2 separate regions of the Homo sapiens genome follow, and region 1 is linked to region 2. The links are chromatin contacts, found by Hi-C or POLR2A ChIA-PET in ENCODE. All regions are on one chromosome and are shown on one strand. Each heading gives the region's core, a stretch centred on a gene start or an enhancer-like site at or near the end of the contact. The rest is flanking DNA. Distances are from core to core; before and after follow the strand shown. Region 1 overlaps ELF5 (E74 like ETS transcription factor 5). Region 2 has its middle 22 kb from the start of ABTB2.

Region 1 (2,700 bases), core at 98-2,597, 120 kb before region 2:
GAGAGTGACTGTCAGTCACCTGGTCAGTCAGTCACACTCACTGAGGTAGGCCTGTGGTGGGCTAGGCCAGGCTCCAAGCACTCCTGGTTCAGGGCGAGCAAAAGCTCTAGGTCTGGAGGGGAGGGATGAGGAGGACGCCTGATGGGCACTCAGTGAGGAGGAAGAGACCTCTGCGAGGGGGAGTGAGGATGAGCAGAGATTCCTCAGGAGAAGGCAGATGGGGACCACGTTCCATCCAAAGAGAAGTCGCTGTGGGAAGACTCTGGGCCGTGGAGCCTCCTGAAAGAGAAGAGCAGGAGAGGGGCTGGTGAGGAGGGGCTGACAGCGGCGTCCCTCGTCTGGGCAGCCTCCGCTCTGCCACTCTCCTCCCGTCCTGAGGATGGGACCCCCGGAAAAGAGGCCTGCCATGGCACCCAGAGCAGCCATTTTCCTCCCAGTTCTGGGGCTTTGGAAGGAGCTTGCGGATGAGGAGAGGGAGCCTCCGCAGGGCTCTGGCTCCCCTCCAGGGGCCGAGGCCGCACACAAAGCCGCTCTGTGGGTGAGCTTCAAAGCAGAGCGCCGAGGAGCAGGGAGCCAGCGCCAGCAACACCTCCCCGGTGTGGGGCCGACTCCCCGCCTGGGCGTTTCTCCGAATCCTTGAGGCCCCCTTGGCTTCCGCAAACAATATGGCCCTCTTCAAGTGCCAAAGAAAATAACAAGGGGGTGGAAGCAGAGAGGGGAGGGGAGGGAAACGGGAACAGAGCCTTGGCGAAACCTTTCCATGAAATCAACTGTGCCCTCCGACGGCCGCACACCGATGGCCATCTAGGGCAGGGCCCGCAGCTGAAAAATGTCAAGGCTCATAAACATCTCTCACAGGACGCCAGTAAAGTCCAAAAGGCCCCTCAGGTTTACTAAAGCCAGAAATCAGTAGATGAAAGCTCAGGCCGAACTCAGGAATGGCCCCTTGTTCTGCCAGGAACCCCTGCCTGCCCTGAAGAGCCCCCACGGGCCTGGTAAGCCAGCTCCAGCCAGTGGCCAGTGAGCAAGACCTGAGTCATCGGTCTCACCGGCTCCCTGGCTCTTCCTATCTGCCAGGTAGAGGCTACGACATCAGCCTCAAGCACCCTGGCACAATATTGACGCTTTGATCTTAATGCATATAAAATTCTGAAAATTTTTAAATAAAATAAATCAACTGCCCCTCCACCCACCCTTCGGTGGTAAAAGAGATCTCTGGAAGACCTTTGAGTTTTAAGGGGAGCCTCTATTTCCTTTTTTGTGGAATAGCCCAATTACACCTACTGGATAGGATTGTTGAGGGGACCTGAGAAACTTGAGACGACAAGAACGCGTAGCGCCTCGGCTGGCTGAGGGTGCTGAGTGAGTAGTAGCACCTGACAGGCAGAGGACCCACCTCCTGCCTGGAATCATCAGCAACTGACAATGGTGCGAGTTCTACTCACCTTTAAACGCTGCAAATCGCACCACTGCTATTTGCTGTGGGGTATAACATGTGAGGGACCCTTTCTGTCATCGTCACCTTAGCCACTCTCTGCTCTCTGCCTTTCTTTTCAGGCCCTCGTGTTGTGTTCTCTCCAGCTTTCCCCGTGCCTCAGCCACTCTTCACGTTCCATCTCTGCTCTGTGCTGACCCGGTATGGTGGTGTGGGGAGAGCAATGGCTTTCAAGTTCAGGCTAGGGTTCAAATCCAGCTCTGCCACACGCTGGCGTGGGTTCTTGGGAAAGTCCTTCATGACTTTCAAGTTCCTCTTCTGTGATCTCCTGGGGGACGGGGGACCAAACCTGTCCACCATGAATCCTTAACATACAACGTGTGGCTGCACACATAGTAGATATTCAATAATAATGTTTGTAATAGCATTTAAATCCTCCAGGCTCTGTTCCAGGTACTTTTATGTATATTAAGTCATTTAATCTGCAGAACAGCACTATGATACAGGTGCTGTAATTATTCCAATTTTACCAGTAAGGAAACTAAAGCTTTTATTTATTGAATGAAATGAATAAATGAATGAATGTTTTCCATGGCAGATACAATAATTGTTTATGTCAAAGAGCCTGACCAAGTACCTAATACAGCACCTCTTCCATACCTTATGTCCACCCCACTTTCCATTTCTCCTAAGAACAGAAGGACAGAACTGTTGAACACCAAATCTCTACCCCTGGGCCAGGCAAAGCCACATGCCAGCCTCCCAGACAGATGGCACTCACAACTGTCTAGGCATGTACACGACTCCTCTAAAGGAGTGGGGGCTCTGATCTCAGGATAGAAATTACTCTGAACACCACCAAAAACACAAGAACAACAATACAACCAACTCTCCCATGACCACCTTCCTCTGGAGGTGCCTACTATGGTGACGCAAGGACTGTCAGACTCTGGGCAATGTCTAATAACCCAAGGTTCTTGGCACAAGATTGCCAGTAACTGTGCAGAAACAAATAGCCAGCATTGGGCAGCTGCCCTTTAAAGCATAGGGAATCAAAACCAGCTTCAAATGGTTTCTGACACACGGTAGGCATTTAGTAACTATTGAATTGGTTGGTAAGTTTCTGTGTGCCATTCTACATACATTAACCCCAAACTCCATAATAGTCCTGGGCATTGAGCATATTATCCCCATTTTACAGATGAGGAAACTGAGACTTCAATGTCCACAGACCTTGCCAAGCGGAAAGTGGTAGAATCAGAATT
Region 2 (2,700 bases), core at 155-2,654:
CTTGATGGTGTCTTTGATATAGCACCCACAACACACAAATCTGTGATTTCTATGTATTATTTACCCTCAGCCCTTGGCCCCTGACCTTTCATCTTAGCTGCATCTCGAGGACTTCCTCTGGTGGACTGGATTTTTACCATGATGTATTTTATGGTGGGATTGTCAACACATCAGATGGACGATGTGATTGTCAACACATACCCTGACTAATATCTAAGTCTTCTGACACACTTTTATGTGCTGCTTACTCAATTACTCAACATTTACTCATCACCAGCTGAATTTGTGAACTACATGCTAGGGAAGCAAAGATGAATAATAATAGTCTTTGACCTAGAGGATCTTCAGCTAAAGGGAGGCAGATAGGTAAAAAGATAAATCACAATGCAATGGGAAATATGCTTTTAAAACATTTTTATCCCATGTCATGATAGCAGAAATTGCTATGCAGTTCATTCATTTATTTCCATAATACATAATAGGTCCAAGCTCTATACTTTCATTTTCAAAATTTATTATTTTTTTATAACAAAGCAATACATGCTCATTTCAGAAAGATCAGAAAATGTAGACAAACAGGAAAAAAACGCTACTTTTAAACTGTAATCCCATCTGTCTTGTCACCATTAGCACTTTCATATATTAAGTTGTTTTCTACTTTTTTAAAACAAAAGTTAGATCAAAACACACATGTTGGCTGGGAGCAGTGGCTCATACCTGTAATCTCAGCAATTTGGGAGGCTGAGGCAGGCAGATCACTTGAGGTCAGGAGTTCGAAACCAGCCAGCCAACATGGTGAAACCCCATCTCAACTAAAAATACAAAAATTAGCTGGATGTGGTGGTGCATGCCTGTATTCCCTGCTACTTGGGAGGCTGAGCCAAGAGAATCATTTGAATTCGGGAGGTGGAGGTTGCAGTGAGCCTGGGTGACAGAGCGAGACTCCGTCTCAAAAACAAACAAACAAAAAACATTTCTGTGATTTGCTTTTTTCACCTAATTATCATAAACATATTTCAAGACAAAAGATATATTTCTGCATCACTTTAAATGGCTCCATATTATTCCACTATATGGATATTTACTTATTTTTAACAATCTGCCATTGTTAGACAGTTACATGTTTATATCTTTTTATAATTACTAACAATACTGCAATTGATTTTGTTGCTAAATATTTGTGCTCATTCTTATTTCTTTACCACAAATTCCAATAAGTTAAGTCATGTGATATTTGAAATGCTTTTCTCATAGTCAGATTTAGAGGCAATGGCTGTAATAGATATCTCCCAGCTCAGTTGCTTTTTGTGGCTTTGGGTTTCAGTCCTACCTGCTAAAGATTAAACTTGATCAAAGGTGCATGTTCTAAGTGACATTAGCAGTGTAGTAATCTAGGAGGTCATAGCCCTTGTCCTGCCACAAAAAAAAAAAAAAAAAAAAAAAAAAAAAAAAAATTTCATAAGCTCCATAGACAAATATAGCCCCAGGAAAGCTCTGGAGTACAATTAAGAAGATGCAGCAATCTAAAAGAACTGAGAACACCCACATAGAATACGGTAGGAAGCGTTTTGCCTGCATTCACCTCATTCCCCAGACAAGCAGAGCCCAGTGAAGAAGAATTTCTTCTGCTGTGAGTCCCCCAGTTGGGAAAAAAAGAGAGCAAAAGGACTTGGCAGGCTTCACCATCGAGGACCCCAGCAGTCATTGTGCTAAGGCCCTGCAGTCTTTGCCAAGAGTAACCCCAGCTGCCAGAGTCACCCAGAGCCCATCAAGCTACTTCCTCATGCCAGCCACAGATAAAGGTCTTTCCCTACCAAAGACAGTCTGTAAAGTTTGAAAGAGGTGACTGTTTCTTCAAATGCACAGACACCAATAGGGTCATATCTTAAAGATATTGTGGTTTGGGTTTCAGACCACTGCAATAAAGTAAATATGCAGTAAAGTGAGTCACACAAATTTGTTGGCTTCCCAGTGCATATAAAATATGTTGATATTATACTGTAGTCTATAAAGTGTGCAACAGCATTATTTCCAAAAAACAATGTACATATCCTAATTTAAAAATACCTCATTGCTAAAAAAAAGGCTAATGATCATCTCCTTGATCCACGGGCTGCAAAATAGATGTTGTGTTAGCAGGCAAAAATCAACTTTAAGGCTGGGCATAGTGGCTCATGCCTGTAATCCCAGAAGTTTGGGAGGCCAACGTGGGTGGATCACCTGAGGTCGGGAGTTCGAGACCAGCCTGATCAACATGGAGAAACCCCATCTCTAGTAAAAATATGAAATGAGTGAGGCATGGTGGTGCATGACTGTAATCCCAGCTATTCAGGATGCTGAGGCAGGAGAATCACTTGAACCCAGGAGGCAGAGGTTGCAGTGAGCCGAGATTGCACCATTGCACTCCAGCCTGGGCAACAAGAGCAAAACTCCATCTAAAAAAAAAAAAAAAAAACCAATTTTAGTTTTCTTATCTATCTCCATCAGAGAGAGATCTTGGGTGACTAAGCACATTGTCAATGAGCAGTAATATTTTGAAAGAAATATTTTATTGTGATAAGTAGGTCTCAACAGTAGGATTAAAATATTCAGTAAACCATGCTGTAAACAGATGTACTATCATCCAGTTTTGTTGTTCCATTTTTAGAGCACAGGCAGTGTAGAGTTAGCATAACTCTTAAGGGTCCTGGAATTTTCAGA

What was found. A loop is a pair of places that touch in the nucleus more often than their neighbours do. ChIA-PET counts read pairs that join two places held with the same protein, here RNA polymerase II (POLR2A). Pooled maps may share reads with other maps.
Region 1: a loop to region 2 is called in a map of lower leg skin, with 2.9 times the contacts of the local background. The contact joins two enhancer-like sites. A Hi-C loop is called at or near these places in 6 of 168 maps with a recorded cell type or tissue (GM11168, cardiac septum, gastrocnemius medialis and 3 more), 2 of 37 single-sample maps with no recorded cell type and 1 of 50 pooled maps. POLR2A ChIA-PET finds 5 or more read pairs at or near these places in 1 of 52 experiments (activated T-cell).

What each region holds. Positions count from the first base shown.
Region 1 is chr11:34,494,083-34,496,782 of GRCh38, reverse strand. The region is part of intron 2 of ELF5 (E74 like ETS transcription factor 5); the gene reads left to right. Among named protein-coding and RNA genes, the nearest start is that of ELF5, 18 kb to the left of the region's middle. RefSeq lists an enhancer at 136-635. Within about 2 kb of position 1,347, at least 5 of the 41 ENCODE cell types and tissues checked have a DNase peak (open chromatin) inside an H3K27ac peak, as active enhancers do.
Region 2 is chr11:34,378,400-34,381,099 of GRCh38, reverse strand. No RefSeq gene overlaps it. Among named protein-coding and RNA genes, the nearest start is that of ABTB2, 22 kb to the right of the region's middle. Within about 2 kb of position 1,404, at least 3 of the 41 ENCODE cell types and tissues checked have a DNase peak (open chromatin) inside an H3K27ac peak, as active enhancers do.